Linked DNA regions of Homo sapiens: region 1 is linked to region 2. A link is an interaction called in ENCODE POLR2A ChIA-PET data of the cell type or tissue named here. Cell type or tissue: MCF 10A. All regions are shown on one strand. Links, peaks and the distances in the headings refer to the core of each region. The heading gives the core; the rest is flanking DNA. Region 1 holds the start of CCDC9 (coiled-coil domain containing 9). Region 2 has its middle 8.8 kb from the start of BICRA-AS2.

Region 1 (15,948 bases), core at 3,448-11,447, 340 kb after region 2:
GTGGCTCACACCTCTAATCCAAGCACTTTGGGAGGCCAAGGCAGGAGGATTGCTTCAGCCCAGGAGTTCAAGGCCAGACTAGGCAACATAGCAAGACCCTGTCTCTACAAAAAATTTTAAAAGTGGCCGGGCGCGGTGGCTCACGCCTGTAATCCCAGCACTTTGGGAGGCCGAAGTGGGTGGATCACCTGAGGTCAGGAGTTTGAGACCAGGCTGGCTAACATGGGGAAACCCCATCTCACTAAAAATACGAAAAAAATTAGCCAAGCATGGTGGTGGGCGCCTGTAATCCCAGCTGCTCGGGAGGCTGAGGCAAGAGAATCACTTGAACCCAGGAGGTGGACGTTGCAGTGAGCCGAGATTGTGCCACTGCACTCCAGCCTGGGCAACAGAGTAGGACTCTGTCTCAAAAAATAAAATAAAATAAAAATAAAAATAACGGGTCGGGCACAGTGGCTCACGCCTGTATTCCCAGCACTTTGGAAGGCCGAGGCAGGTGGATCACGAGGTCAGGAGTTCGAGACCAGCCTGGCCAACATGGTGAAACCCCGTCTCTACTAAAAATACAAAAGTTAGCCGGGCATGGTGGTGGGCACCTGTAATCCCAGCTACTTGGGAGGCTGAGACAGGAGAATTGCTTGAAACCAAAAGGCGGAGGTTGCAGTGAGCCGAAATCATACCACTGCACTCCAGCCTGGGCAACAAGAGTGAAACTCCATCTCAAAAACAAAAAGAAATTTTAAAAACTAAATAAATACAATAAATAAAAATAAACCAGCCCCCAATTAAAAACCTGGAGTGCTGAATCTCTCGTGGGCATCCCTGGTAAGCCACATGTTGTCACAATTCAGTGCTGGAGGAATTCAGCGCATCCCCTGGGACTCCACAGGGAAAGGACTCTTGGAAGTTCATGCCGGGTTTCCTCCAGACCTCAGCCCAGGTACCCCGCCCCCTGCTGATTTTGCTTTGTGATCTCTTTCACTGTGATAAATCTAAGCCATGAGTCTTTCTAGCAAACCACTGAACCTGCGAGTTCAGTGTCAGGGTGCTGGGGGCCCTGGCACACCAAGGTTGCCGCAATCATAGTGGTGGTAATAACAGTAATTACTTGGCAGATGGTTAGGTGACCTACCCCCACCAACCACAATCCGTTCTCCCCTTCTTCCTTCCATGGTAGCAAAAATTTATTGATTTTTTTTTTTTTTGAGACAGGGTCTTACTCTGTTGCCCAGGCTGGAATGTAGTGGTGTGTGTTCACAGCTCACTGCATCCTTGACCTCCCAGGCTCAGCCTCCCAAGTGATCCTGCTGGCTCAGCCTCCCAAGTAAGTAGCTGGGACCACAGGGGCACACCACCACGTCCAGTTAATTTTTAAAATTTTTATAGAGATGGGGTCTCACTCTGTTGCCCAGCCTGGTCTCAAACTCCTGGGCTCAAGCGATCCTCCCACCTTAGCTTCCCAAGTAGCTAGGACCACAAGCCCATACCACAGCACCCAGCATTCCAAGTAGCTAGTAACTACTTGTTACTAGTAACCAAGCTAGTGACAAAATTTTAGATGGGCAAATAGCCAGCCAGCTGTAGACAACGTTTTCATTTCCCAGTCTCCTTTGAGGTTAGGTATGACCAGGTGTCTAAGTTCTCACCAACAGGACATGACCAAAAGTGATAAAGCAGACTTATCTTTCCCCTTCCTGTGAACTGAACCGCAACCATGTCGGCAACCCAGCTGTTACCACAGACAATGACCAGGACCTAGGGGCCACCAAGCAACAAAAACAGGAACCAGGCCGGGCGCAGCAGCTCACACATGTCATCGCAGCATTTTGGGAGGCCGAGGCGGTAGGATCACCTGAGGTCAGGAGTTCAAGGCCAGCCTGGCCAACATGGCGAAACCCCATCTCTACTGAAAACACAAAAACTAGCCGGGTGTGGTGGTGCACACCTGTAATCCCAGCTACTTGGGAGGCTGAAGCACAAGAATTGCTTGAACCCAGGAGGCGGAGGTTGCAGTGAGCCAAGATCATGCCACTGCACTCTAGCCTGGGCAACAAAGTGAGACTCTGTCTCAAGAAAAAAAAAAAAAAAAAAAAAGCAGGAACCTGGGTCCCTGAGTGACATCATGGAGCAGGGCCTCACCCCCTGGACCACCCACCTCCCTGCAGGGCTCAGCATACAAGGGAGAAATAAACTCCTACTCCACTTAGGTCATGAAATTTTTGGAGTCTTTGTGTGACAGCAGCTTGGCATGCCCAATTTAAGTCTAATTATTTTTTTTTTTTTGAGACGGAGTTTCACTCTTGTTGTCCAGGCTGGAGTACAATGGCGCAATCTCGGCTCACTGCAACCTCCACCTCCCAGGTTCAAGCAATTCTTCTGCCTCAGCCTCCCGAGTAGCTGGGATTACAGGCGTGTGCCACCACACCCGGCTAATTTTTGTACTTTTAGTAGAGATGGGGTTTCGCCATGTTGGCCAGGCTGGTCTCGAACTCCTGACTTCAGGTGATCCGCCCACCTCAGCCTCCCAAAGTGCTGGGATTACAGGCCTCGTGAGCCACCACGCCCAGCATTTTTTTTTTTTTTTTTTTTTTTTGATACAGAGTCTCATTCTGTCGCCCAGGCTGGAGTGCAGTGGCATGATCTCGGCTCACTGTGACCTCCACCTCCCAGGTTTAAGTGATCCTCCTGCCTCAGCCTCCCAAGTAGCTGGGATTACAGGTGCCCACCACCACGTCCAGCTAATTTTTGAATTTTCTTATTCCCGTGTAAGTGCTAGAACCAGAAGCTCACAGGGGAAGTGAGCTGCCCAAGGCCAGGTAGCTCACAGAACCAGATTCAACCCATGTCCACGGTGGGCTGTAAGCCACTCAGCTAGACAGACTCCCACCCTGCTGACCTGCACGTCAGGGGTGAGTGAGGTAGTTACAGTAAAATCACTGCTCCCCATAACCAAAGCCGGGGACCAAGAGAAACACACAGAAACAGAATGCCACACAGAGCCTGTGCTCACAAGCACACCAGATAGAGAGAGCCCACCAGACAGACACACAGTGCCAGAAAGGGAGGAGAGATGGGGACGGAGGATGAGTGGGCAAGCATGCACCAGAGAGCGAGAAAAAGGGAGACAGAGAGGGACAGGGAGGGACACGCAGCACTAAGCAGGAGAGGGGAGGGAAGGAAGGCGAGGAGGAACAAGAAGACGGGGAGCAGGAGTAGGAGAGAAAGAGACAAGGAAAAACACACGAGCTCTAGGCGTGAGAGGGAAGGAACAGGGGGAACTAGAAGAGGGGGAGCAGGAGGAGGAGAAGGAGGTGGAGGAAGAGAGAAACAGAGCCAGATGCAAAGGCTCAGAGAGAGATACTGAAAGATGGACACACAGGACAAATGTGCATCTGAGAGGAGGAAAAAACAGAAACAGACAACAGAGAACCTCAGCCAGGGCTCCAGGCGCTGCCTAGCTCCTACCTTGGATTTACGGTCAGAGATTGAGGTGTCTCCAGCTCCAGAGAGGTGAGGTGAACCTCGGCCCCGGCCCCTCCGGCCACGGCCCCCAGCTCCTCCTCCTCGAGGCTGCTCCCCGGGGCTGCCCTCCCAGCTGCGCGATGCTCGGCCCATGCCGGCCCGGCCTCCCTGCTGTGGAGGAGTCCGGCCCCCCTTGCTGGCCCCTGGGGGCCGAGGGGTCCCAGGAGACCTCCGGGAAGGACCCAGGTTCTTCTCCTGGAAGAGGGGAGATGGGGAAAATACAGTCACTGGGGCAGGGAGGCATGCGGCCAGGATGGAGGCCACCCACTGGTGCAGGACAGCTGGGGGCTCCTGGGTCCCAGGCCTCAACCCTCTGCCCCTCCCCATCCTCAGGGTCCCACACCCCAGTGACGAGCTCACCGACTCCACTGCCACGTTCTCCTTCTCCACTGAGCGGCCCTTTCGGGGAGCTGTGACTGCGACTCCCTCAAGTTCAGCTTTCTTACGGTCTTCCTCAATCTCCTAGGAGCAGACAGCCGGGGTAGGGAAGCATCAGGTGCCCTGTCTGCCAGACGGACTCCCAGACCCCTGAACTCCTCCTAAGTCTGGCCCCAGCCCAGGCCTCTCTCCTGGACTCTGAACAAGAAGGCCGCTCATATCCCTCAAACCTCAGCACGTTGCAGCCCCACTCAGAACGTTCCTGTGGTGCCCCTCTGAGTAACAGCCTTCCCCACAGCCTGTGGGACCCGTGGGGTCTGGCCTTGGTACCTCCCCGACCTCATCTCTCACCCTCTCCCCACGATCACTCCGGCTTCCTTGCTATTCCCACAACATACCAGGCTGAAACCTGCCTCAGGGGCTTTGCGCCAGCGGATCCCTCTGCCAGGAACACTTTTCCCAGAGACCCTCCAACCCCTCACCTCCTGTAGGTCTCTGCTCCAATGCTGCCTTCTCGTGAGGCCTTCCCTGAGCACCCTGTGGAAACCAGCTCCCCTGCCACCCTCTCTGTTCTCATCCCATTTGCACCCAGCACCATATGCGTCTCGCTCACTGTCTGCTTCCTCCACTACGGCAGAATCTGCCTGGGGACAGGAATGTCTGTCTGCTTTCAGTGATGTATGTCACTGACGTGTATCCCAAGTCTAGAACGCTGCCTGGCCCACAAGGGAAATTCAATATGCCTTTTTTAAAATGAATGAATACATGAAGAATGAATAAATGAAACCCATGCCACCTCCCAGATCCCATCTCAGGGAGAGCCACATCACCTACTCAGCAGCCTTGTCCTAAATCCTCCCTCTTCCTCCCCCTGCCCTGAACTGCCCATCAGTAACTGAGTCCCTCTCAACAGCCCTGCCCTGAGCCAGGTACCTCCTCTCCCACTAGGGTTCCAGCCCCAGCTTCCTCCTTGGTCTCTGGGCTCCAGTATCACCTCCTCGCACCCACCACCGCACAGCACCCAGAGGCGTCTTCCTAAAGAGCTGTTCTGACCGGTCCCACCCCTGCTCAAGGCTCTCCCTGGCTCCCCAGTGCCCTCAGGACAAAGTCCAAACTCATCCTGGTGGCATTCAGGGCCTAGCACAGCCTGGCCCCTGCTGACCTGCCCAGGTCAATTCTCTCCTAACCAACCCTCCAACTTGAAGCTCCAAGCTCTCTCTTGCTTCCAACATTTGCACAAACTGTTCTTTCTGCCTGAAACATGTTCCCCTCGCCTTTTCAACTGGCTATTGTCTACTCACCACTCAAGCCTCAGAGTCCACTCCTCCAGGAAGCCCTCCCTGATATCCCCAAGGCTGGGTCAAGAGCCTCCTCTGGACTCCCACAGACCCCTGAATTTCCTGATTCCAGACTTGTCTGCTCTGGGGCATCCCTGAGGACAGGGCTGTCTCCCTGACTAGACGGTGGACCCTGGAGGGGGCAGGCCTGGGTCTGTCTCAGTCACAGCTATATCCCCAGCACCACTCAGCACTGGGGCTGGTAAAGATCTTGGGGAATATTTGTGAACAAATGAATGAATGAATGAATAATGGAATGAAAGAAGGGATGTCAGGCTAAGGCCTTTGGCCTTTATCCTGACAGTGATGGGGAGCCATGAAAAGGTTTTAAGGAAGGGAGAGGTGAGAAAAACTCACTGCGGGGAAGAGAGGGGATGGGGTCTCCCAGGGCGGGGCTAGGGCACCTGGTAGCGCCGGATGAGGGCCTCATTCTTCCGCCGAAGAGCCTCGATCCTCTTGTCCAACTCAGCATCCTTCTCCTCCTTTGATTTCAAATCGAGTGTGGCTGCCTGAGACCGGGAGGCAGTTGAGGGATGGAAGGAAAAACCTCCATCCATACCAGGGACTTTCCCCCAGGGTCTGAGAGTCTGCCCCTATGGATCCCATCCTCCCAAGCCCCCTTCCCCAAAACTCAGATTCTAGAGACCCCATTTTTCAGCCTCACCATTTCGCTGGCTGCGTGGAGCCAAGGTCCCAGCAAACCTCCCCTGCAGAATCTAGACGCAGCACTGAGGGTTCCTGGGGACAGAGGGAAAAAAAGGACAAAGGCCAATGGCCCCCCAACCTACTTCACCCTCTAACATACTGCGGGATCCTCACAGCCATACACAAAAAACCCTGTACCCCAAGAGAATTGTAGCCCTCACTCTCCCTCCTTTCAACTGCCACCTCCATCTTCTCCATAGAAATTCAGACTCAGCCCTTTCATGATCTTTGTGGACTCACCCAGTTCCCATGTAAACGATCTAGTCAAACCCACCTTGGGGATGTTCTGGCCCCCACCCACTGCTTAAGTATCCAACACTGCTCTCCTCCAAAGGCTGATTCTAGGCCAGCCGCCACACCCTGTGGTATGAGTGTTAGCCCGGGTTCCCTATCTCAAGAGAGTTCCAACTACAACCCCTCCAACCAGCCTGCAAAAGAAAGTTCCAGACCCACCTCCCTGTGCTCATCCTGGTGCCTCTCATATCCAGGCGAATATTCTAGCTCCACCAGGTAAGGTTCAGAAACATTCCCAATCCCACGCTCAAAGAAAGTCCGAACCCCACTCTTATTGGCTGCCCAAGCTCTCAGAGAACATTCCAAGCCCGCGCCTTCCTCAGGGACGTCCTAGTCCCGTCTCCAGCGCCCTACGGAAGGTCGACAGCCTCCCGCCTCCCCCGAAAGGATTCTGTACACAGGCCCAGAACTCACTGGCGAGGCTTCCTGGAACTGGCGTTTTGCCCCACTGAATACTCCACCCGCCCCAACAAGGACAAAACTACCCAGGCCCGCCCCAGATTTTCTGTGCAAAGCTCCAGCCTCAATCCGGCTGGGAATGCCAGGGCCACGTCCCCGACATCCTGGAAACCGCTCTGGCCCCGCCCACGGCTCGGGAAAAAACTTTCTGGCCCCGCCTTTCCCGCCAGACTTCTGGCCCCGCCCCCACCCATGGGCCATTAATGTGGCCCCGCTCCCGACTTTCCCAGCCACGCTCTTTCCCCGCCTCCTGGCTCGCAGGCAACAGCCTACACCCGCCCCTACCATCTCTTATTATTATTCCAGCCCCGCCCCCGGCCTGCCCAGTCAACCCTCTGGCCCCGCCTCCGATTGGCCTGGCCAACCTCCTGGACACGCCCCCTGACTCCCTCCCACACCTCGTTGCGTCAGCATCTGGCCCCGCCCATGGCTTCCCCAGGGTTCTGGCTCAACTCCCCGCTTCCCCGCCTCCCGGCCAACGCTCTGGCCGCGCCCGTGGCTCAGACGAAACTTTCTGGCTCCACCCCCAGCATTCCCCGCCAGCACCCTGGCCCCGCCCCCTGGCTCCCCCACTACATTGTGGCCCCGCCCCCGCCATTGCGTCAGCCTCTGGGTCCGCCCCCAACGTCCCGGCCAAGAATCTGGACCCACTTCCAGTAAGGCAAAACTTTCTGGCCCCGCCCACAGAGCTTCCGCCCGGCGTCCGAGCCCCGCCACACAGCTGAACAAGCAACACTATGGCCCCGCCCACAGTCCAGCCACAACTTTTAGGTCCCGCCCACAGCCGCCGGCCCAGGCTCTGGCCACGCCCCGCCCCGACCCTGCCCACCCACCCAACGGCCCGCCCCGCCAGCGCCCCTCCAGCTTCCCATGTGGGCGTCCTGTCCCCGCCCCCCGCAGAGAACTCCGACCCCGCCCGGGCCTGTTCGCACTCCCCGCCACGTGGGGCTTCAGGCCCCGCCTTCTCTGGGCGCGCTCCCGGCCCCCTCCCCCAGGTCACCTGTCCCGGAGACCCCGCGGCGTCCGCGACTCCGGCTCCGTCGGCCTCTGCGACCGCAGCTCCCGGGCCAGGCGCGTCACTTCCTGCCTGCACCACGTGAGGAAGGGAAATAAAGAGGGTCACTTCCGGTCCTGTGGGACCGTTTCCGGGAGCCTTAAAGGGGCCGCGCCTCCGCGATGGATGCGGGAGCGGGGCCGACTGGCCCCCCGGGTGTTCCGCAAGCTCATCCAACTTCCTTCTGCCTGAATTACCAACTTCCAGGAAAAGGAGACACCGTCCTCACTCCCTGGCCTCTACCTCTTTCTTCAAGCTGTTTCCGCCTCCAGCCCCTCATTCCTGGTTTCTATCAGTAGATGCCAAGCACTGGGCACTGACGCCTGGAAGCCTGGCGTGGTTCGAGCCCCCTCGTGCCAATGAAACCTTAGAGTTCGCTTTAGAAGCTTCAGATGTTCTACCGGCCGTGGGCGGTGGCTCACACTTGTAATCCCAGCACCTTGGGAGGCCGAGGCGGGCGGATCACCTGAGGTCAGAAGTTCGAGATCAGTCTGGCCAACATTGTGAAATCCCGTCTCTACAAAAAAAATTAGCCGGTTGTGGTGGCGCGCGCCTGTAATCCCAGCAACTCGGGAGGCTGAAGCAGGAGAATCGCTTGAACCGGGGAGGCAGAGGTTGCAGTGAGCCGAGATCATGCCACCGCACTGCAGCCTAGACGACAGAGCAGACCCCTTCTCGAAAATAAAATAAAATGCTGGGCGCAGTGGCTCACGCTTGTAATCCCAGCACTTTGGGAGGCCGAGGAGGGCGGATCACTTGAGGCCAGGAATTCGAGACCATCCTTGCCAACATGGTGAAACCCCGTCTCTACTAAAAATACAAAAAAAATCAGCCCGGCGTGGTGGCGGGCGCCTGTAGTCCGAGCTACTCCGGAGACTGAGCCAGGAGAATGGCGTGAACCCCGGGGGCGGAGCTTGCAGTGAGCCGAGATCGCTCCACTGCACTCTAGCCTGGGCGACACAGGGAGACTCCGTCTCAAAAAATATACATATACAAAAATTAGCCAGGCATGGTGGCGGGCGCCTGTAATCCCAGCTACTTGGGAGGCTGAGGCAGGAGCATCGCTTGAACCCGGGAGGCAGAGGTTGCAGTAAGCCGAGATTGCACCACTGCACTGCAGCCTGGGCGACAGAACGAGAGACTCCGTCTCAAAATAAAATAGGCCGGGCGCCGTGGCTCACGCCTGTAATCCCAGCACTTTGGGAGTCCGAGGCGGGTGGATCACCCGAGGTCAGGAGTTTGAGACCAGCCTGACCAACGTGGTGAAACCCTGTCTCTACTAAAAAATACAAAAATTAGCCAGGCATGGTGGCGGGCACCTGTAACACCTGTAATCCCAGCTACAGGCTGAAGCAGGAGAATCGCTTAAACCCGGGAGGCAGAGGTTGCAGTGAGCTGAGATCGTGCCATTGCACTCCAGCCTGGGCGACAGAGCAAGACTACGTCTCAAAAAAATAAATAACTGGCCAGGCGCAGTGGCTCATGCCTGTAATCCCAGCACTTTGGGAGGCCGAGGCAGGTGGATCACAAGGTCAGGAGTTCGAGACCAGCCTGGCTAACATGGTGAAACCCCGTCTTTACTAAAAATACAAAATTTAGCCAAGCATGGTGGCAGATGCCTGTAATCCCAGCTACTTGGGAGGCTGAGATAGAGAATTGCTTGAACCCGGGAGGCAGAGGTTGCAGTGAGGCAAGATCGTGCCACTGCACTCCAGCCTGGGCGACAAAGTGAGACTCCGTATCGAAAATAAATAAGTAAATGAAATCATAAAATATAAAATAAGGCCGGGCGCGGTGGCTCACGCCTGTAATCCCAGCACTTTGGGAGGCCGAGGCGGGCGGATCACGAGGTCAGGAGATCGAGACCATCCCGGCTAAAACGGTGAAACCCCGTCTCTACTAAAAATACAAAAAATTAGCCGGGCGTAGTGGCGGGCGCCTGTAGTCCCAGCTACTTGGGAGGCTGAGGCAGGAGAATGGCGTGAACCCGGGAGGCGGAGCTTGCAGTGAGCCGAGATCACGCCACTGCACTCCAGCCTGGGCGACAGAGCGAGACTCCGTCTCAAAAAAAAAAAAAAAAAAAAAGTATATATATATATATATATATATATATATATATATATATATATATATAAAATAAACGTTCAACCGATAGAATCAGTCGTTCATTCTCCCAAATCAGCATTGACTGCCAGGCTGCGTGCTGGGAGGAAAAGTTGGTGGGGGAACTGAGATGATGAACAAAGCTGACCCCATCCTTGTCCTCCTAAGGGAAGACACAAGTAAATGGGAAATAGCAGCACCTGTGGGAGATGCCTGGCAAGAGGGGCAGGAGAGGCCGGAGGGTGAGAGGCTGCCTGTGCAGGCCAAGGACACAACCTATGCAAAGGCCCTGTGGTGAATGAGCTTGGTGCATTCCCAAAACTAGAAGATACTCAAAGCAACAGCAGCTGAATAGCTGCAGAGTCCAGGAGGTTACAGCATTAACCAAAACTTAGACATAATAAAGCTAGTGTGACAAGCCGACCAGGCGCTGTGGCTCACGCCTGTAACCCCTGCTACTGGGGAGGCTGAGGCAGGAGAATCACTTGAACCTGGGAAATGGAGGTTGCAGTGAGCCAAGATTGAGCCACTGCACTCCAGCCTGGGCAACAAGAGTGAAACTCTGTCTCAGAATAAATAAATAAATAATAAAGGTATTGTGACAAATGATGATGAATGCTACAGAATACCCTCAGTTAAGGTGAATGACAGTTATAAGTGGACAGACCAGATTGCCTGTAGTGCCAGTCATTTTATTTTGTGATTTAAGACATAGAAAGTGGAAGTACCTGGTAATTCCTTACCATTTCTAAGGCTACTGTTCACAGCCTTTCAGAGATACCAATGAAACTTAATCCTCTTATAATTGTCCAAATAGCAATCTATGCATGTAACGAAATTCACTTGAGGCCAGTGCGGTGACTCATGCCTGTAATCCCAGAACTTTGGGAGGCCAAGGTGGGCAGATCACTTCAGCTCGGGAATTTGAAACCAGTCTGGGCAATAGAGTGAGACCTAGTCTCCACAAAAAAAATTAAAAATTAGGCCAAATACAGTGGCTCATGCCTGTAATTCCAACACTTTGGGAGGCAGAGGTGGGAGGATCATTTAAGGCCAGGAGCTCACTCAAGGTCAGCCTGGCCAACATAGTGGGACCCCCACCTCTCTCTCTCTCCATATATGTGTGTGTATGTGTTTGTATAAATATATATATATATTTTGTTTGTTTGTTTGTTTTTCTAAGACAGGTTTTGCTCTTTTTGCCCAGGCTGGAGTGCGATGGCGCAATCTCGCCTCACTGCAACCTCCGCCTCCCAGGTTGAAGCAATTCGCTGCCTCAGCCTCCTGAGTAGCTGGGATTACAGGCATCTGCCACCATGTCTGGCTACTTTTTTTTGTATTTTTAGTAGAGACAGGGTTTCACCGTTTTGACCAGGCTGGTCTTGAACTCCTGACCTCGTGATCCACCTGCCTCGGCCTTCCAAAGTGCTGGGATTACAGGCGTGAGCTACCGCGCCCTGCCGACTGTTTTCAACACATGAACTTCGACGGACACATTCAAACTATGGCAACTGTTCTGACAGAAAGAGGCTGCCCAGAGCACCCTGGGGAGAGCTGACTTGATGGAGCCTGAGTGGTGTGTGTGTCACCGCTGCTGCCCTCTCCAGCCACATCACTCCCTTTTGTGCATCCTCAAACTCCGTGTTCTTATCCAGTGGTTCTCAATGGAGGTAATTTTGCCCCCTAAAGGACATTTCTCAATGACTAGGGACATTTCTGGTTGTCACAAGAGAGGGTCCTCTTGACATCTAGTGGACAGAGGCCAGGGCTGCTCCTGAACACCTTCCAATGCCCAGGCCAGTCCCCAAGATAAAGACTCAGCCTCGGCTGGGCGTGGTGGCTCATGTCTGTAATCCCAGGACTTTGGGAGGCCAAGGCAGGAGGATCATCTGAGGTCAGGAGTTCGAGACCAGCCTGGCCAACATGGTGAAATCCCGTCTCTACTAAAACTACACACATGCAAAAAGAAATTAGCCAGGTGTGGTGGTGTGCACCTGTAATCCCAGCTACTTGGGAGGCTGAAGCAGGAGAGTCGTTTAAACCCGGGAGGCGGAGGCTTCAGTGAGCCGAGATCGCGTCATTGCAATCCAGCCTGAGGGACAGAGCAAGACTCCACCTCAAAAAAAAAAAAATTATCCAAGAGTGTCAGTGCACGCCTGTAGTCCCAGCTACTCAGGAGGCTGAGGCAGAAGAATTGCTTGAATTTGGGAGGCAGAGGTTGCAGTGAGCTGAGATCCCGCCACTGCACTTTAGCCTGGGTGACAGAGCGACACACTGTCTCAAAAAAATAAGTACACACACACACACACAAAATTAGCCAGGCGTGGCCAGGCACGGTGGCTCACACCTGTAATCACGGCACTTTGGGAGGCTGAGGTGGGTGGATCACCTGAGGTCAGGAGTTCATGACCAGCCTGGCCAACATGGTGAAACCCCATCTCTGCTAAAAATGTAAAAAAAATTAGCCGGGCATGGTGGCGGGCACCTGTAGTCCCAGCTACCAGGGAGGCTGAGGCAGGAAAATGGCGTGAACCCAGGAGGTGGAGCTTGCAGTGAGCTGAAATCACGCCACTGCACTCCAGCCTGGGCAACAGAGCCAGACTCCGTCTCAAGAAAAAAAAAAAAAAGAAAAATCTATCCGGGCGTCATGGTGGACGCCTGTAGTCCCAGCTGCTTGGGAGGCTGAGGCAGGAGAATTGCTTGAACCCAGGAGACGGAGGTTGCAGTGAGCCAACACAGTGCTACTGCACTCCAGCCTCGACGACAGAGTGAGACTGTCTCAAAAACAAAAAACAAAAAACAAAAAAAAATTAGCCGGGCGTGGTGGTGCACGCCTGTGATCCCAGCTTACTCAGGAGGCTGAGGCAGGAGAATCGCTTGAACCTGGGAGGCAGAGGTTGCAGTGAGCCGAGATCACACCACTGCACTCCAGCCTGGCGGCAGAGTGAGACTCCATCTTAAAAAAAAAAAAAAGTAAATAACTAAAGTCAGCATATTTTAAAAAGTAATAATAATAAAATAAAATAAAATTAGCCAGGCATGGTGGCACATGGTCCTAGCTACTCAGGAGGCTGAGGCAGAAGGATTGCTTGAGCCCAGGAGGTCGAGATTGCAGTGAGTTATGATCCTGTCTTTACACAGTGAAAGACTCTGCAACACTGAAAGTGATCAATCAGCAGGGTGCAGTGGTGCACCAGCACTGGGGAGGCCAAGGTGGGAGGATCACTAGAGGCCAGGAGTTCAACGCCAGACTGAGCGACAACAAAGTGAGACCCCTGTCTCGAAAGGAAGGAAGGAAGGAAGTCAAGGCTGGGCACAGTGGCTCGCACCTGTAATCCCAGCACTTTGGGCGGCCGAGGCAGGTGGATCACCTGAGATAGGGAGATCGAGACCAGCCTGGCCAACATGGTGAAACCCCGTCTCTACTAAAAATACAAAAATTAGCCGGGCGTGGTGGCACTGGGCCTGTAATCCCAGCTACTTGGGAGGCTGAGTCTCAAGCCTGGGCAACAGAGCCAGGCTCTGTGGGGAGGCGGGGGAGGCGGGGGAAGAAAGAAAGAAAGGAAAAAAAAGGAAAAGTAAACAAGAACATGCATGAATCTTGCAAACATTAGGCTGCATAACAAAGGCATACAGACACCAAAGAGAACATATTTCATGGTCCATTTATATGAAATTCTAAAACAAGCAAAACTAATCTCTGGTGTTAGAATTCACGATAATGATTACCCTGAGGGTAATTAGGGTAATCAGGGTCAGGAAATGGGGCTAAGAACGTTCTGTTTCTCCACCTAGGTGCTGGTTACATGGAGTTCTGCACTTAAGAGTTTGGGAGGGGCCAGGTGCGGTGGCTGACTCCTGTAATCCCAGCACTTTGGGAGGCCAAGGAGGGTAGATCACTTGAGCCCAGAAGTTTGTCACCAGCCTGGGCATAGTAGTGAGACCCCTCCCATCCCCATCTCTATTAAAAAAAAAAAAAAAAAAAAGCTGGGCGCGGTGGCTCAGGCCTGTAATCCCAGTACTTTGGGAGGCGGAGCTGGATGGATCACGAGGTCAGGAGATCGAAACCATCCTGGTTAACATGGTGAAACCCCATCTCTACTAAAAAAAATACAAAAAATTAGCCGGGCGTGGTGGCATGCGCCTGTGGTCCCAGCTACTCGGGAGGCTGAGGCAGGAGAATGGTGTGAACCCAGGAGGTGGAGCTTGCAGTGAGCCGAGATGGCGCCACCGCACTCCAGCCTGGGCGACAAAGCGAGACTCCATCTCAAAGAAAAAAAAAAGTACCCACCTTGATCCTGAAAGAAAACAAAACAACGGCAAATCAGCAATAGAACAATCTTGAGCATAGAAAACCAGACTCCCTGAAGTCAGTGTGAATGAAGCTGAGATCAACCACATTAAACATTTCATGTGGCCGGGCACGGTGGCTTACGCCTGTAATCCCAACACTTTGGGAGGCCAAGGTGGGCAGACCACATGAGGTCAGGAGTTCAAGACCAGCCTCGCCAACATGGTAAAACCCCGTCTCTACTACAAATACAAACAAATTAGCCGGGTGTAGTGGTGGACACCTGTAGTCCCAGCTACCCAGGAGGCTGAGGCAGGAGAATTGCTTGAACCCAGGAGGCAGAGGTTGCAGTGAGCCAAAATCGTGCCACTGCACTCCAGCCTGGGCAACAGAGCAAGACTTCCTCTCACAAAAAAAAAAAAAAAAAAAAAAGGCTGGGCATGGTGGCTCATGCCTGTAATCCCAGCACTTTGGGAGGCCGAGGCGGGCAGATCACGAGGTCAGGAGTTCGAGACCAGCCTGACCAACATGGTGAAACGCTGTCTCTACTAAAAATACAAAAATTAGCTGGGTGTGGTGGCACATGCCTGTAATCCCAGCTACTCGGGAGGCTGAGGCAGGAGAATTGCTTGAACCCGGGAGGCAGAGGTTGCGGTGAGCCGAGATCGTACCATTGCACTCCAGCCTGGGCAACAAGAGTGAAACTCTGTCTCAAAAAAAAAAAAAAAAAAAAGTTGTACTCACTTTTTTCCCACATTTATATGGAATGAAAACTTGCCAATTTATTCTGGCCCTAGGTCTACTGCCAGTATAGCATTCTTTTTTTTTTTTTTTTTTTTTTGAGACAGAGTCTCGCTCTGTCACCCAGGCTGGAGTGCAGTGGCGCGATCTCGGCTCACTGCAAGCTCTGCCTCCCGGGTTCACGCCGTTCTCCTACCTCAGCTTCCCCAGCAGCTGGGACTACAGGCGCACGCCGCCACACCCGGCTAATTTTTTGTATTTTTAGCAGAGACGGGGTTTCAACGTGTTAGCCAGGATGGTCTCGATCTCCTGACCTCGTGATCTGCCCGCCTCAGCCTCCCAAAGTGCTGGGATTACAGGTGTGAGCCACTGTGCCCGGCCTAGTATAGCATTCTTACATGTTACATATAGTGGACTTGTCATACTTAATATGTGAACAGAATTTATTGGCAGTGTGGCAAATATTATAAAACCTAGTGTTTAATGTACTTGGGAAGAGTTTCCTTGTAGTAGTAACTACAGAGTTTAATGATAAGTAAACTCCCCTTAACAAAAACCTCAACCTTATTACTATCCCATTAACGACAAGCAAATACATTAAAAAAAAAAAAAAAAAAAAGGCTGGGCGCGGTGGCTCACGCCTGTAATCCCAGAACTTTGGGAGGTTGAGGCGGGCGGATCATGAGGTCAGGAGATCGAGACCATCCTGGCTAACACAGTGGAACCCCATCTCTAGTAAAAATACAAAAAAAAAAAAATTAGCCGGGCGTGGTGGCGAACGCCTGTAGTCCCAGCTATGTGGGAGGCTGAGGCAGAAGAATCGCTTGAACCCAGGAGTTGGAGGTTGCAGTGAGCCGAGATCACACCACTGCACTCCAGACTGGGCGACACAACGAGACTCTTTAAAAAAAAAAAAAAGGCCAGGTGTGGTGGCTCACACCTGTAATCCCAGCACTTTGGGAGGCCGAGGCGGGTGTGGGTCGCCTGAAGTCAGGAGTTCTAGACCAGCCTGGCCAACATGATGAAACCCTGTCTCTACTAAAAATACAAAAATTAGCCGGGCG
Region 2 (15,948 bases), core at 2,724-10,723:
TGGGTTCAAGCTATTCTCGGCCTCCCAAAGTGCCCGGCCTCTGTTTTTTTAAGCCTTAACATGTGTTCTAGTATCTTGGCGGTACTACCCATAATATTTACTTCAACGTATTTTTTTTTTTTATAATTTATCGGCCAGGCGCAGTGGCTCACACCTGTAATCCCAACACTTTGGGAGGCCGAGGAGGGTAGATCACCTGAGGTCAGGAGTTCGAGACCAGCCTGGCCAACATGGTGAAACCCCTTCTCTACTAATAATACAAAACTTAGCTGGGTGTGGTGGTGCACGCCTGTAATCCCAGCTGCTTGGGAGGCTGAGGCAGGAGAATCGCTTGAATCCGGAAGGCAGAGGTTGCAGTGAGCCGAGATCACACCATTGCACTCCAGCCTGGGCGACAAGAGGGAAACTCTGTCTCAAAAATAGTAATAATAATAATAATTTATCCAGCCTGGGCAACATAGCGAGACCCTGTCCAAACAAAAATTAGCCCAGCATGGTGGTGTGTGCTTGTACTCCCAGCTACTTGGGAGGCTGAGGCAGGAGGATCGCTTGAGTCCAGGAAGTCGAGGTTGTAGTTCCCCATAGTCATGCCACTGCACTCCAGTCTGGGAGACAGCAAGACCCTGTCTCAAAAAAAAAAAGAAGAAGAAGAAATTAATTTTGAGAGACCACAGAGGGTAAGGGCCCTGACTGAAACCAGTCAGCCCCTGGTTCATATCCTGCCTTTGCCACTTTCTTGCTGTGTGACAGTGGACAAATTACCTCACCTCTGTGTGTCCTCATCTTTAACATGCTGATAATAATAGGCCTCATTTCATAGGGTCATGAGGAAGAATGAGCTAGGGAGAGCTGCACCTGAGAGGAAGTGCCATATAAATGCTGGCCGTTATCATTAGTAAGTAAACAGGAAGTTATCAGTTCCACAAGTGAATACCTTATGCAATGTCCCAAACATAAAAGCATGATAGATCTATAACTTAGTACAGTGGTGTTCACCGCAATGCTATTTACAATAGCAAAGACATGGAATCAACTCAGGTGCCCACCAACAGTGGATTGGATAAAGAAAATGTGATAAATGTACACCATGGAATACTATGCAGTCATAAAAAAGAATGAAGCCTGGTGCGGTGGCTCACACCTGTAATTCCAGCACTTTGGGAGGCCGAGGCAGGTGGATCACTTGAGGTCAGGAGTTGGAGACCAGCCTGGCCAGCAAAGGGAAACCCCATCTCTACTGAAAATACAAAAATTATTTGGGTGTGGTGGCAGGCACCTGTAGTCCCAGCTACTCGGGAGGCTGAGGCAAGGGAATTACTTGAGCCTGGGAGGCGGAGGTTGCAGTGAGCCGAGATAGCGCCGTTGCACTCCAGGCTGGGCAACAGAGCAAGACTCTGTCTCAAAAATAAATAAATAAATAAATAATGAAATAATGTCCTTTGCAGCAACACAGATGCAGCTGGAGGTCATTATCCTAAGCAAACTGACACAGGAACAGATAACCAAATACCTCATCTTCTCACTTATAAGTGGGAGGTAAACATTGGGTATGCATGGACATGAAGATGGGACAGATAAACACTGGGGACTACCAGAGTGGGGAGGTAGGGATAGGAGACAAATGTTGAAAAACTAACTTTCGGGGGCGGGCATGGTGGCTCATGCCTGTAATCCCAGCCCTTTGGGAGGCCGAGGCAGGAGGAACACGAGATCAGGAGTTCAAGACCAGCCTCGCCAACATAGTGAAACCCTGTCTCTACTAAAAATACAAAACTTAGCCAGGCATGGTGGCATATGCCTGTAGTCCCAGCTACTTGGGAGGCTGAAGTGGGAGAATCGCTTGAACCCGGGACACAGAGGTTGCAGTGAGCCGAGACCATGCCATTGCACTCCAGCCTGGGCGACAGAGTGAGACTCTGTCTCAAAAAAAAAGACAAAACAAAACTAACTTTCAGGTACTATGCTCAGTACCTAGGTGACGGGCTCATTCGTACCCCAAACCTAGGCATCATGCAATAAAAGAAAAAAAAGCCTCCATGGCCCAGGTGTGTAGGGGCTCACACCCATAATCCCAGCACTTTGGGAGGCTAAGGCAGGCAGATCACTTGAGGTGAGGGGTTCCAGAGCATCTTGTTCAACGCAGCGAAAATACAAAAATTACAAAATCTAATGTATTAAAAATACAAAAATCAGCCCGGCATGGTGGCGTATGCTGAGGCACGAGAATTGCTTGAACACCAGAGGTCGAGGCTGCAGTGAGCCAAGATTGCGCCACTGCACTCCAGCCTGGGCAACAGAGCAAGAGTCTGTCTCAAAACAAACAAACAAACAGGCCGGGCACGGTGGCTCATGCCTGTAATCTCAGCATTTTGGGAGGCCGAGGCAGGTGGATCACCTGAAGTCAGGAGTTTGAGACCAGCCTGGCCAACATGGTGAAACCCCGTCTCTACTAAAAATACAAAAATTAGCCAGGCGTGGTGGCATGTGCCTGTGTTCCCAGCTACTCAGGAGGCTGAGGCAGGAGAATCACTTGAACCCGGGAGGTGGTGGTTGCAGTGAGCTCAGATTGCGCCACTGCACTCGCCTGGCAACAGCCCAAGACTCTGTCTCAAAAAAATAATAATAATAACACAAAAGAAATTAGCCAGGCATGGTGGCGCACACCTATAATCCCAGCTACTCTGGAGGCTGAGGCAGGAGAATTGCTTGAACCCGGCAGGCGGAGGTTGCAGTGAGCCAGGATCACGCCACTGCACTCCAGCCTCGGCGAGAGTGAGACTCCGTCTCAAACAAAAACAAAAACAAGTCCGGGCGCGGTGGCTCACGCCTGTAATCCCAGCACTTTGGGAGGCCGAGGCAGGTGGATCACCTGAAGTCAGGAGTTCGAGACCAGCCTGGCCAACATGGTGAAACCCCCCCATCTCTACAAAAATGCAAAAAGTAGCTGGGCGTGGTAGAAGACGCCTGTAATCCCAGCTACTGGGGAGGCTGAGGCAGGAGAATCGCTTGAACCTGGGAGGCGGAGGTTGCAGTGAGCTGAGATCACGCCATTGCACTCCAGCCTGGGCAACAAAAGTAAGACTCCATCTCAAAAACAAAACAAACAAGCAAACAAAAAAACAAAAACAAGCAGTGATCATCCACCACCCACTGGAGGTGTGTGGACCCTCTGAGAAGCAGCAGTATACACTTTTTTTACTTTATGTTTGTATAGTCTGAGTCTTCCTAACTCTGCACTTCCACAGCCACTGATGGAGCTACACTTTTAGAGTGTTAACTGGGTGGTGAACACAGTTTCTGATGAGAACTGCCCACAGGGGAGAGACCTTTAGTTACCCCCATCATACAGTGTAGAAAACTCAATTGGCTCCGAGAAGGGAAGTGTTTTGCCCAGTCACGCACCCACAAAGTGAGACGCAGCCCTCATCTGAAGCCGTCACTGTACACTGGGACCTGAAGTGTAGCACTTGTGTTTCTGTCATAGCTGCCAGCCCCGGGGGACTCAGAACTAGGGGACTCACTGGAGACTTCGTCAGAGTCTATTCATTCATATTTTTTTAGTATCTAGTGTGTCAAGGATCCTGTGGTGACCAACACCACCCGGGTTCCTGCCTCCCACACAACTCACAATCTATTTGCCTCCCACACAACTCACAATCTATTTGCCTCCCACACAACTCACAATCTATTAGGCAACACAGCCAACAAGCAAGTAAGCAAATAAGTCGCTTAATTAGCCTCGGTTTGCGAGCCTCAGTTTACCTCCCTTGGTCATGCCCTTTTTGGCAGTTCCCAGGTTCCTTTGGTACATTGTAGAATATCCACTGCCCCTAAAACAGTGCTTGGTGCTTAGTAAATGCTCAATAAAAGTTTGCTGAATAGATATTAACAACATCCACCCACCTCATACACACACCTGACCTCTTAGGGAGATGGTCTTGGGGCCATGCCACTTGGAATGGCTCTGGTAGGGTGCAGAGGACACCAACAAGAAGCCAGCCCTGGCCCCGTGCAGTGGCTCACGCCCGTAACCCTAGCACTTTGGGAGGCTGAGGTGGGCAGATTGCCAGAGCTCAGGAGTTCGAGACCAGCCTGGGCAACACGGCGAAACCCCATCTCTACAAAAATAGAAAAAATTAGCTGGGCGTGGTGGTGCGCACCTGTAGTACCAGCTACTTGGAAGGCTGAGGGAGGAGAATCGCTTGAACCCAAAAGAGGGAGGTTGCAGTGAGCTGAGATCGCGCCACTGCACTCTAGCCTGGGTGACAGAGGGAGATTCCGTCTCAAAAAAACAAAAAAACTCAGGCCGGGCACGGTGTCTCACGCCTGTAATCCCAACACTTTGGGACGCTGAGGCAGGTGGACCACCCGAAGTCGGGAGTTTGAGACCAGCCTGACCAACATGGAGAAACCCCGTCTCTACCAAAAATACAAAATTAGCTGGGCATCATGGCACATGCCCGTAATCCCAGCTACTCAGGAGGCTGAGGACAGAGAATTGTTTGAATCCGGAAGCCGGAGGTTGCAGTGAGCCAAGATCGCGCCATAGCACTCCAGCCTGGGCAACGAGAGCAAAACTCCGTCTCAAAAAAAGATAAAAAGAGGCCAGCCCCATGCCTAGCCATGGCTGATAGCCATTAGTCCCCACCCTGCCTGAGTGACCCTGGGACAAGTCACTGAACCTGTCTGGGTCTGACTGCTCAACTCAGTTACTTCTTTCTTTTTCTTTTTTCTTTTCTTTTCTTCTCTTTCTTTCTTTCTCTTTTTCCCTCCTTTTTCTTTCTCTCTTTCCTCCTTCCTTCCTTCCCTTCTCTCTCTATCCTCTCTTCTTTTTTTCTGAGATGGAGTTTCACTCTTGTTGCCCAGGCTGGAGTGCAATGGTGCGATCTCGGCTCACTGCAACCTCCGCCTCCCAGGTTCAAGCAATTCTCCTGCCTCAGCCTCCCAAGTAGCTGGGATTATAGGTATGCACCACCATGCCCAGCAAATGTTTATTTTTATTTTTTTCAGTACAGACGGAGTTTCACCATGTTGGTCAGGCTGGTTTTGAACTCCTGACCTCAAGTGATCCACCTGCCTTCAGCCTCCCAAAGTCCTGGGATTACAAGCGTGAGCCACCGTGCCCAGCCCTTTCTCTCTCTCTCTCTCTCTCGTTCTTTCTTTCTTTTTTTAGATGATGGAGTCTCGCTCTGTCGCCCAGGATGGAGTGCAGTGGCTCAATCTTGACTCACTGCAACCTCCATCTCCCAGGTTCAAGCAATTCTCCTGCCTCAGCCTCCCAAGTAGCTGGGACTACAGATGCGCGCATACCACCACGCCCAGCTAATTTTTTGTATTTTTAGTAGAGACGGGTTTTCACCATATTGGTCAGGCTGGTGTTGAACTCCTGACCTTGTCATCTGCCAGCCTTGGCCTCCCAAAGTTCTGGGATTACAGGCATGAGCCACCTCACCCTTCCTTCCTTTCTCTTTCTCTATCTTTCTTTCTCTTTCTTTCTTTCTTGACAGTCACGCAAGCTGGAGTGCAGTGGCGCAATCTCAGCTCACTGCAACGCGCGCCTCCAAGGGTTGAAGCGATTCCAAGCAGCTGGGATTACAGGCACCCGCCACCATGCCCAGCTAGTTTTTGTATTTTTAGTAGAGACAGGGTTTCATCATATTGGCCAGGCTGGTCTCGAACTCTTGGCCTCAAGTGATCCCCCCATCTTGGCCTCCCAAAGTGGTGGGATTACAGGCACCAACTCAGTTCTTAATGGGGGACTCATAACTTGCATATGATTCTCAAATGGAATTTTTTAAACGATCCCTTGGTACAGCATCTGGGTTTTAGCTACCAGGCAGTGGAACTAAGGGGGTGGATCAAAGGGCATTGATTCCCTGGCAATCCCTGCCCTGGGAGAGCAAACGTCTGTTTTTCCTGCTCTGTCCTGTCTGTCCCCTGACATCCTGGAAAGCCTGTCCAAGTTTCAGAGTTAATGAGTGAGTGTGGTCCACACTGTTCTAGAATCAGTGGGGAAGGTCAGAGGCAGCCAAAGGGATGACCAAAGACCAGTGTTGGGGATCAATATGGGCCCAGATCGAAAGAGACCTGCTGTCCTTCGGGAGTGACACGCCCCTTCTATTTGAGAATCAGGCGCAAGTTATGAGTCCTAGGTTAAGCACTGAGTTAGGCAGTCAGACCCAGACAGGTTCAGCGACTTGTCCCCAAGGCCAGCCAGGCAGGGTGGGGACTAAATCAGTACACCCAGGTGTTCTGTGGCTGAGTCACCAGATGAACCTAGGGCAAGTCACTTCTCCAGCTCCTCCATTTTCTCATCTCTTCAATGGGAGTGTATCGTCAGGCACCCAAATCTGCCCCTGTCCCCAAACATTTTATTATGACAATGTTCAGGCCAGGCGCGGTAGCTCACGTCTGTAATCCCAGCACTTTGGGAGGCCAAGGCGGGAGGATTACCTGAGGTCGGGAGTTCGAGACCAGCCTGACCAACATGGAGAAACCCCGTCTCTACTAGAAATACAAAAATTAGCAAGGCGTGGTGGCGCATGCCTGTAATCCCAGCTACTCGGGAGGCTGAGACAGGAGAATCGCTTGAACCCGGGAGGCGGAGGTTGTGGGTGAGCCGAGATCGCGCCATTGCACTCCAGCTTGGGCGACAAGAGCGAAACTCCGTCTCAAAAAGAAAGAAAGAAAGAAAGAAAAGCAAAGAAACGAAAAGAAAATTTCTCCAACCCAAGTTGTTTCTCGACCTGGGAGGCTGCTGGTGCCACATGGAGTTTTAGTTTTCTGTAGAGCGGCGCACAAGATACGTGCATTTTCCCGTATGCATGTAAGAACCAGGGGAAAGAAATGAAAGCCTTGCCCAATCCAAAAACACCCCTGCGTCCCCTCCAGGTTCTGTTAAATAGGGGCGAGGGGAACAAGTTCCCATTGGAGACGTTTCCGGGTCCGGATTTTAGCAGCTAGGCGGTGGAAATAAAGTGGGGGATGAGAGGGCATTGATGCCGGGGCGATCTCCGCCCTCTGACCGCTCCCTTCAAATGCGGCTGGGACCGCGGAGTGCGCCGCCCCAGCTCCTGGCCCTGCCCGCCCGCGCCGAGCGCCCGGAGCGCCCAGACTGCGAGCCGCCACGAAATCAGGCAACTGCGCGCCCAGCCCTGCCTCGGGTCCTCAGCGCGGCAAGTGCCGGGGGCGGAGCCCAGCCGCCTATTGGCCCAGGTCTGGGGGCGGAGCCACGACTCCATCACCGTCCCAACCCCAAACCCCATCGGGTTAAATGGGCCTCTCGCCGGTCGGGGGATTATTCGTCGGGAGGCGGGGCCTGGGTTTGTTTACACACTATCATTGGCCAGATTTGAATCGGGCCTACTGCGGGCGGGCCACGGGGCGGGGCTACAGCGGGCCACGGCCGCCGCCTGACAGCTTCTGGGAGGCAGGGCCAGTCCTGGACGCGCGGTCCCTGAGCACCGCGATCCCTGGAGCTGGGGTACCCTCGGCGGATGCGGAGAGTCGGGCGTTGGGGGGCGCAGGTTGGGGCTTCTGCCTGTCCGTTTTTTGACAAACACTAACCAAGGGGTGAGGTTGAGTAGCATTGTTTTTTTTGTTGTTGTTCTCGTAAAAATTTGTGGGAAAAAAAAAAAAAGACCAGAAACAACCTAGTTGTCCATCGATGGGGGACTCAGATAAGCAGTGGTGCGGCCCGCAATGGGATGCGGAGTCACCGTAAAACGAGGAAGGGATACTTGAACTGACACGGTATGAGCTATGTAGCCTGACAAGGTAGGAGAGGAGAAAAAAAAAGGTATAAAAATGTAAAAGGTGGAGATGAAAAAATACAAGCTTTTGCTTGTTAAATACACAGAATATCTTGAAAAGCAGAAGCGAACTGCGGCAGGGCGCGGTGGCTCACGCCTGTAATCCCAGGTCTTTGGGAGGCCGAGGCGGGCGGATCACATGAGGTCAGGAGTTCGAGACCAGACTGGCCAACATGGCAAAACCCCATTTCTACTAAAAATACAAAAAATTAGCCGGGCATGGTGGCGCGCGCCTGTAATCCCAGCTACTCGGGAGGCTGAGCAAGGAGAATCGCTTGATCCTGGGAGGCGGAGGTTGCGGTGAGCCGCTACTGCACTCCAGCCTGGGTGACAGAGCGAGACTTTGTCTAGGGAAAAAAAAAAAAAAAGCAAACTGGTCACAGCAGTTTTCCGTGGGGAAACAGGGGTGGGTGGATGTTAGGTCTTTTTCTACCTTTGTAAAGTTTGAGCCTAGTGTCACCTATTCAAAAAAATACACACAAAATATTCAAATACGTGCACACACAAAAAAATCAAATACACAAAAACATTCAAAGAAATACACACAAAAAATCCAATAAATACACAAATTCTGAGAATTTCCCGTTTTCATCCACATGTCCCTTTGCTCCTGCTCTTGCCCTAGAGCTCCTGCCCTAGAGGCTGTGGACCTCCCACCTGCAGCCCCCGCAGCCCCTGCACCCCGCAGCGTTTGGGGGATAGAGAACACGCTAAGAATGTGTCTTCATTTATCGGGTATTGTTACTCATGCACCACCAAATAAAATATTCTGACTCAAGAGTGGCTTTATTTATTTGTTGCTTTAAGCCTTGTAGTCATCACTGAGATATTTAACATTCCAACTATGTGGGAGGGGCCGCTTCCTTGGCTATGCTTGGGGGAGGGTGACAGGAGAAACGCACCAGGCCATCTTAGGAAAGAGAAGAGAAAGTCGAAACTAGGAAAGGCCCCTTTAAGAAGGGAAGCGGTCTCTGCTGGTCAACACCACTGACAGAGGAAGAGCTGGCTGGGTTTTGATTTTTATTATTACTCTGTTCCCGAAGATCTGGAGGAGAGAATGAGTAGACCGCTTGCAGCAATGAGACTAAGTCGAGATTTGGAGTCTGTTAACAGATCTCGGCTGAGTGCGGTGGCTCACACCTGTAATCCTGCACTTTGCGGGGCCGAGACAGGCGGATCATCCCCTTTTTACTACAGGGTTTGTGAAACATTGTTCAGATGGCTATAAAAGTCACCCATGGCTAGAGGGGGATTTACAATGTAGTTATAAGTAATGCTTAACCGAGCTTCTTTCTGTACTTGGATGCTCTCATTGAATGCCTCCAACAATCCTAGCAGGTAGGATATGCTAATATCACCTCCTGCTGATACGGAAACTGAGTCATAGAGAAGTTGCAAAATTGTCAGAGTCAGGGGGCACAGGGATTTGCAGCCCTGTTCCAAAATTTATACTTTTTTTTTTCTAGCAGGGATCTCGCTGACTGGAGTGCAACAACGTGTTCACCACTTGACTTCCTGGGTCCAAGTGATCCTCCAACCTCAGCCTCCACAGTGGCTGGGACCACAGGTGCCACCACCATGCTTGGCTAATCTATTTTTATTTTTCTGTAGAGATGAGGTCTTGTCCTGTTTCCCAGGCTGGTCTCGAACACATGGGCTCAAGAGATCCTCCTGCCTTGGCCTCCCAAAGTGCTGGGATTACAGATGTGAGCCACTGCACCTGCTCCAAAATTCATACTCTTAATCACCACATTACACTGTGCCATGTAAACGTTTTCTGTCTTTAGATGTATTGTTTTAAAAGCTAAAGATATAAGAATCTTAAGCAGATTCTGTTTATTCTTTTTTTTTTTTTTTTTTTTTTTTGAGACAGAGTCTTGCTCTGTCGCCAGGCTGGAGTGCCGTGGTGTGATCTCAGCTCACTGCAACCTCTGCCTCCTGGTTTCAAGTTATTCTCCTGCCTCAGCCTCCCAAGTAGCTGGGAGTACAGGTGTGTGCCACCACACCCAGCTAATTTTTGTATTTTTAGTAGAGACGGGGTTTCACCATGTTGGCCAGGATGGTCTTGATCTCTTGAACTTGTTATCCACCCACCTCAGCCTCCCAAAGTGCTGGGATTACAGGCATGAGCCACCGCACCTGGCTTCAGCCCGCAGATTTTTTTTTTTTTTTTTTTTTTTTTGAGACAGAGTCTCACTCTGTGGCCCAGGCTGGAGTGCAGTGGCACGATCTCGGCTCACTGCAAGCTCTGCCTCCCGGGTTCACGCCATTCTCCTGCCTCAGCCTCCGGAGTAGCTGGGACTACAGGCGCCCATCACCACACCTGGCTAATTTTTTGTGTTTTTAGTAGAGACGGGGTTTCACTGTGCTAGCCAGGATGGTCTCTATCTCCTGACCTCATGATCCGCCTGCCTTAGCCTCCCAAAGTGCTGGGATTACAGGCATGAGCCACTGCGCCTGGCCGACCCGCAGATTCTGAATGAAAGTGAACAATTTTCACATCCGATTTCTGCAACGGAGTTTGTTTTTGTTTTGAATTTCTGGTGACTTTTCCTAAAATTATATTTATTTATTTATTTTTATTATTTTGAGACAGAGTCTCACTGTCGCCATGCTGGAGTGCAGTGACGCAACCTTGGCTCACTGCAACCTCCGCCTCCTGGGTTCAAGCAATTCTCCTGCCTCAGCTTCCAGAGTAGCTGGGACTACAGGCATGAGCCACCACACCCACCTAATTTTTGTATTTTCGGTAGAGACAGGGTTTCACCATGTTGGCCAGGATGGTCTCGATCTTCTGACCTTGTGATCTCCCCAACTCAGCCTCCTAAAGTGCTGGCATTACAGGCGTGAGCCACCACGCCTGGCCTATTTATTTATTTTTTTGAGACAGAGTCTCCGTCTGTCACCCAGGCTGGAGTGCAGTGGCGCGATCTCAGCTCACTGCAACCTCCACCTCCCAGGTTCCATCAATTCTCCTGCCTCAGTCTCCCGAGTAGCTGGGACTACAGGCAATCATAGTTCACTGCAGCCTCAACCCCTTGGCCTCAAGCAATCCTCCTACCTCAGCCTCCTGGCTAGCTGGGAATAAAGGCACACACCACCACACCTGACTAATTTTTGTATTTTTTGTAGAGACAGGGTTTCACCATGTTGCCCAGACTGGACTCAAACTCCTGGGCTCCAATGATGCGCCTGCCTGGGCCTTCCAACACTTCTTTTTTTTTGAGACGGAGTCTTGGTCTGTTGCCAAGGCTGGAGTGCAGTGGCACGATCTTCGATCACTGCAACCTGCACCTCCCAGGTTCAAGCAATTCTCTGCCTCAGCCTCCCGAGTAGCTGGGATTACAGGCGCCCGCTGCCACACCCGGCTAATTTTTTGTATTTTTAGTAGAGACAGGGTTTCACCATCTTGGCCAGGCTGGTCTTGAACTCCTGACCTCGTGATCCACCCGCCTCGGCCTCCCAAAGTGCTGGAATTACAGGCGTGAGCCACCGCGCCTGGCCAAGGCCTCCCAACACTTCTGAGCCCTTTACATACATTAGCTGATGGAATCTTCACAGCAACCTTGAAGTAGGAGCTGTTGTCATCTTCATTTCACAGATGAAGAACCGAGGCACAGAGAAGTTAACTAACTGGCCTAAGTTCTTACATTTCTCTCCAGAAAAGGAAGACGAAGACCAAGAATGGCTGGCGAGGGAGGAAGTGTCCAAAGTTGCTGAGAGAGAAAAGAAGGGAAATTAAGATAAACCACTGGACTGGTGAAGGTGGAAATGATGGTTCAGTGAGGTGGTGAGGGCTGAGGTCAGCTTGCAGAAGGTGGTGAGGAAATGGCCAAGAAACACAGGAAAGGATGCTCAGTCATCAGTATTAGGGAAATGGAAGTCAAAACCACAATGAGATACAACCTCACACCCACTAGAATCATCACGATCAAAAGAGGAAAAAATAGGCCGGGCTCGGTGGCTCATAGTTGGAATCCCAGCCCTTTGGGAGGCCAAGGTGAGTGGATCGCCTGAGGTCAGGAGTTCAAGACCAGCCTGGCCAACATGGTGAAACCCTGTCTCTACTAAAAATGCAAAAATTAGCCGGGTGTGGTGGCAGGCGCCTGTAATCTCAGCTACTCGGGAGGGTGAGGCAGGAGAATTGCTGGAACCCAGGAGGCAGAGGTTGCAGTGAGCTGAGATCGCGCCATTGCACTCCAGCCCAGGCCGACAACAGCAAGACTCCATCTGAAATAAAACAAAATTGTATTTTAAAAAATGCTTAAGGGTTTTTTAAAAGCAAAGGTGTTGAGTATATATGATTTTTAAAAATTGATTGGGCTCAGTAGCTCACGCCTGTTATCCCAGCACTTTGGATGGCAGAGGCAGGCAGATCACGGGGTCAGGAGTTCGAGACCAGCCTGGCCAACATGGTGAAACCCCGTCTCTACTAAAAACACAAAAATTAGCTGGGCCTGGTAGCACATGCCTGCAATCCCAGCTCCTCGGGAGGCTGAGGCAGGAGAATTGCTTGAACCCGGGAGGCGGAGTTTGCAGTGAGTCGAGATGTTGCCACTGCACTCTAGCCTGGGCGACAGAGCAAGACTCTGTCTCGGCGTGGGAAATAAGGCTGGGTGTGATGGCTCACACCTGTAATCCCAGCACTTTGGGAGGCCGAGGTGGGTGGATCACCTGAAGTCAGGAGTTGGATACCACCCTGACCCACATGATGAAACCCCATCTCTACTAAAAATACAAAATTAGCCGATCGTGGTAGTGCATCCCTGTAATCCCAGCTACTTGGGAGGCTGAGGCAGGAGAACTGCTTGAACCTGGGAGGCGAAGGTTGTGGTGAGCCAAGATCACACCATTGCACTCCAGCCTGGGTAACAAGAGTGAAACTTCATCTCAAAAACAAATAATAATAATTAAATAAATAAAAATAAAAAATAATACAGACCAGGCACGGTGGCTCACACCTATAATCCCAGCACTTTGGGATGCTGAGACAGGTGGATCACTTGAGATCAGGAGTTCGAGATCAGCCTGGACAACATGGCAAAATCCCGTCTCTACTAAAAATACAAAAAAAAAAAAAAAAAAAATAGCTGGGCGTGGCTGGGCACGGTGTCTCACTCCTGTAATCCCAGCACTTTGGGAGGCTGAGGTGGGCGGATCACGAGGTCAGGAGATCGAGACCATACTTGCTAACACAGTGAAACCCCGTCTCTACTAAAAATATAAAACAAAATTAGCCGGGCGTGGTGGCAGGCGCCTGTAGTCCCAGCTACTTGGGAGGCTGAGGCAGGAGAATGGTGTGAACCCGGGAGGTGGAGCTTGCAGTGAGCCGAGATCACACCACTGCACTCCAGTGTGGGCAACAGAGCAAGACTCCGTCTCAACAACAACAAAAAAAAAAAAAAGAGAGAGAAAAAAATTAGCTGGGTGTGGTGGTGTGTGCCTGTAGTCTCAGCTATTGGGGAGGCTGAGGCAGGAGAATCGCTTGAACCTGGGAGGTGAAGGTTGCAGTGAGCCAAGATGGCCCCACTGCATTCCAGCCTAGGTGACAGAGTAAGACTCCACCTTAAATAAATAAATTAAATTAAATTAAGTAAAATAAAAAATCATACATATGGCAGCAGCATAGGCAAGGAGAAGAGCCAAAAATGGTTGGTGAGGGGCTGGTGGAAGGCAAGAACCGAGAGGTCTGGGGAGATGGTGGTGGAGTGAGGTTAGGTCAATGCAATGAGTGTTTGTCGGTATCTGCTCTGTGGCGGTTACTGGGAGACCCTGGGGTCTACCTCGTGGAACTCTCGGGTCTGTGGAGGTTACAGACTTCTCCCTAAAGTGGATAGGGGGAGTGAGTCCTGGGGATGTGGGAGCTCAGAGCAGGCACCTGACCCAGCCTGGGGTTTGGGAAGGCTTCCTGGAGGAGGAGGAGGATAAAGAGGAATTGTTAGGAAAAGACAGTGCAGGGAATTCTGAGAATAGAGGAATACACAAACAGTTTGTCCCACGACACACTCACAACACGCTCTGTCACTAGATATGAGGGGGATCTTCTCCCCCCAGGGGACACCAGCCTGTCCTCCAATTCAATTCACTTCTGACACTATCTACCTGGAGACAGCATCAGATCCCACAGGTTGAAGGCTGAGTCCCACAAGATTGCCCCCCACTTCTTTTTTTTTTTTGAGACAGAGTCTCGCTCTGTCTCAAAAGAGTTGCCCAGGCTGGAGTGCTATGGCACAATCTCAGCTCACAGCAACCTCTGCCTCCCGGGTTCAAGCGATTCTTCTGCCTCAGTCTCCCAGGTAGCTGGGATTACAGGCGCCCGCCACCACGACCAAGTCATTTTTGTATTTTTAGTAGAGATGGGGTTTCGCCATGTTGGCCAGGCTGGTCTGGAACTCTTGACCCCAGGTCATCTGCCCGCCTTGGCCTCCCAAAGTGCTGGGATTATAGGCCTGAGTTACTGAGCTCTTTTTTTTTTTTTTTTTTTTTTGAGATGGAGTCTCCCTGTGTCACCCAGGCTGGAGTGCAGTGGTGTGATTTCTGCTCACTGCAACCTCCGCCTCCGGGGTTCAAGTGATTCTCATGCCTCAGCCTCCCTCCCAAGTAGCTGGGATTACAGGCACCCACCACCACACCTGGCTAATTTTTTGTATTTTTAGTAGAGACAGTTTCACCATTTTGGCCAAGCTGGTCTTGAACTCTGAAGCTCAAATGATCCGTCCCCCTTGGCCTCCCAAAGTGCTGGGATGGGATTACAGGTGTAAGCCACTGAGCCAAGCCTGTTCCCTACTTCCAGTGCCGATCTCAAGCTCCAGGTTGTTTAATTTTTTTTTTTTTTTTTTTTGAGACGGAGTCTCGCTCTGTTGCCCAGGCTGGAGTGCAGTGGCGCTATCTCGGCTCACTGCAAACTCCACCTCTCGGGTTCACACCATTCTCCTGCCTCAGTCTCCCGAGTAGCTGGGATTACAGGTGCCTGCCACAACGCCCAGCTAATTTTTGTATCTTTAGTAGAGACCATGTTGGCCAGGCTGGTCTTGAACTCCTGACCTCAAGTGAACTGACCACTTTGGCCTCCCAAAGTGCTGAGATTACAGACATGAGCCATCACACCTGGCCTAATTTAATTTTAATTTTAATTTTGAGACAGAGTCCCAGTCTGTCGCCCAGGCTGGAGTGTAGTGGTATGATCATGGCTCACTGCAGCCTTGACTTCCTGGGCTTAGGTGATCCTCCCACTTCAGCCTCCCGAATAACTGGGACTACAGATGCGTGCCACCATACCTGGCTAAGTTTTTTGTATGTTTTGTAGAGATGGGGTTTCACCATGTTGCCCAGGCTGGTCTTGAACTCCTGGGCTCAAGCAACCCTCTGGTCTTGGCCTCCTGAAGTGTTGGAATTACAGGTGTGAGCCTCCGCTCCTGGCCAGTCAGCTAAGACTTGTGAGATGAATAGAGTTGTCAGATGAGGGTGGAAGGGAAGAGGAGATGCAAAGGCCTAGCACTGGGGAAGGAGGAAAGGCAGGTGGCTAGAAAGTCAGCAGTTTGGCTGAGATGGTCTGAGGGACAGGGCAGACTTGCAGGTACACCAGGGATTTGGGGTTTGACCCCAGAGGTAATCTACAGTCATTAAAGTGTTTGCTGTTTTTTTTAATTGTTACATAATTCGGCCATGTGCGGTGGCTCATGCTTGTAATCCCAGCAATTTGGGAGGCCGAGGAGGGAGGATCACCTGAGGTCAGGAGTTTGAGACCAGCCTGGCCAACATAGTGAAGCCCCATCTCTACTAAAAACACAAAATATTAGCTGGGCATGGTAGTGGGTGCCTGTAGTTCCAGCTACTTGGGAGGCTGAGGCAGGAGAATCACTTTAACCCAGGAGACAGAAGTTTTGGTGACTGAGATCACACCACTGCCCTTCAACCTGGGCAACAGAGCAAGACTCAGTCTCAAAAAAAAAAAAAAGAAAAATTCTGATATAATTTGCCTACCATAAAACTCCTTATTTATTTATTTATTTTTTGGGGGACAGAGTTTCGCTCTTGTTGCCGAGGCTGGAGTGCAATGGCATGATCTCGGCTCCCCGCAACCTCCGGCTCCCAAGTTCTCAATTCTCCTGCCTCAGCCTCCCGAGTAACTGGGATT

Evidence for each region. Peaks named below come from ENCODE experiments on the same cell type or tissue, not always from the same donor. Only the 100,000 strongest peaks of a DNase experiment are listed, where the experiment ranks them.
Region 1: POLR2A ChIA-PET joins it to region 2 with 11 read pairs; 2 of 35 experiments call an interaction of 5 or more read pairs at or near these places.

The regions. Positions count from the first base shown.
Region 1 is chr19:47,248,357-47,264,304 of GRCh38, reverse strand. It overlaps CCDC9 (coiled-coil domain containing 9), which reads right to left and starts at 7,780. Exons shown (of 12, transcript NM_015603.3): 1 at 7,696-7,780; 2 at 5,902-5,975; 3 at 5,642-5,746; 4 at 3,883-3,984; 5 at 3,466-3,717. The coding sequence starts at 5,904. RefSeq lists silencers at 6,982-7,031, 7,072-7,311, 7,522-7,631 and an enhancer at 7,522-8,431. In MCF 10A, for the core only: no CTCF peak of the experiment used is centred there; DNase peaks (open chromatin) are centred at 7,234, 7,374, 7,774 and 10,724.
Region 2 is chr19:47,591,816-47,607,763 of GRCh38, reverse strand. No RefSeq gene overlaps it. Among named protein-coding and RNA genes, the nearest start is that of BICRA-AS2, 8.8 kb to the left of the region's middle. RefSeq lists an enhancer at 3,455-3,524 and silencers at 6,988-7,037, 7,188-7,377. In MCF 10A, for the core only: no CTCF peak of the experiment used is centred there; DNase peaks (open chromatin) are centred at 7,283, 8,683 and 9,153.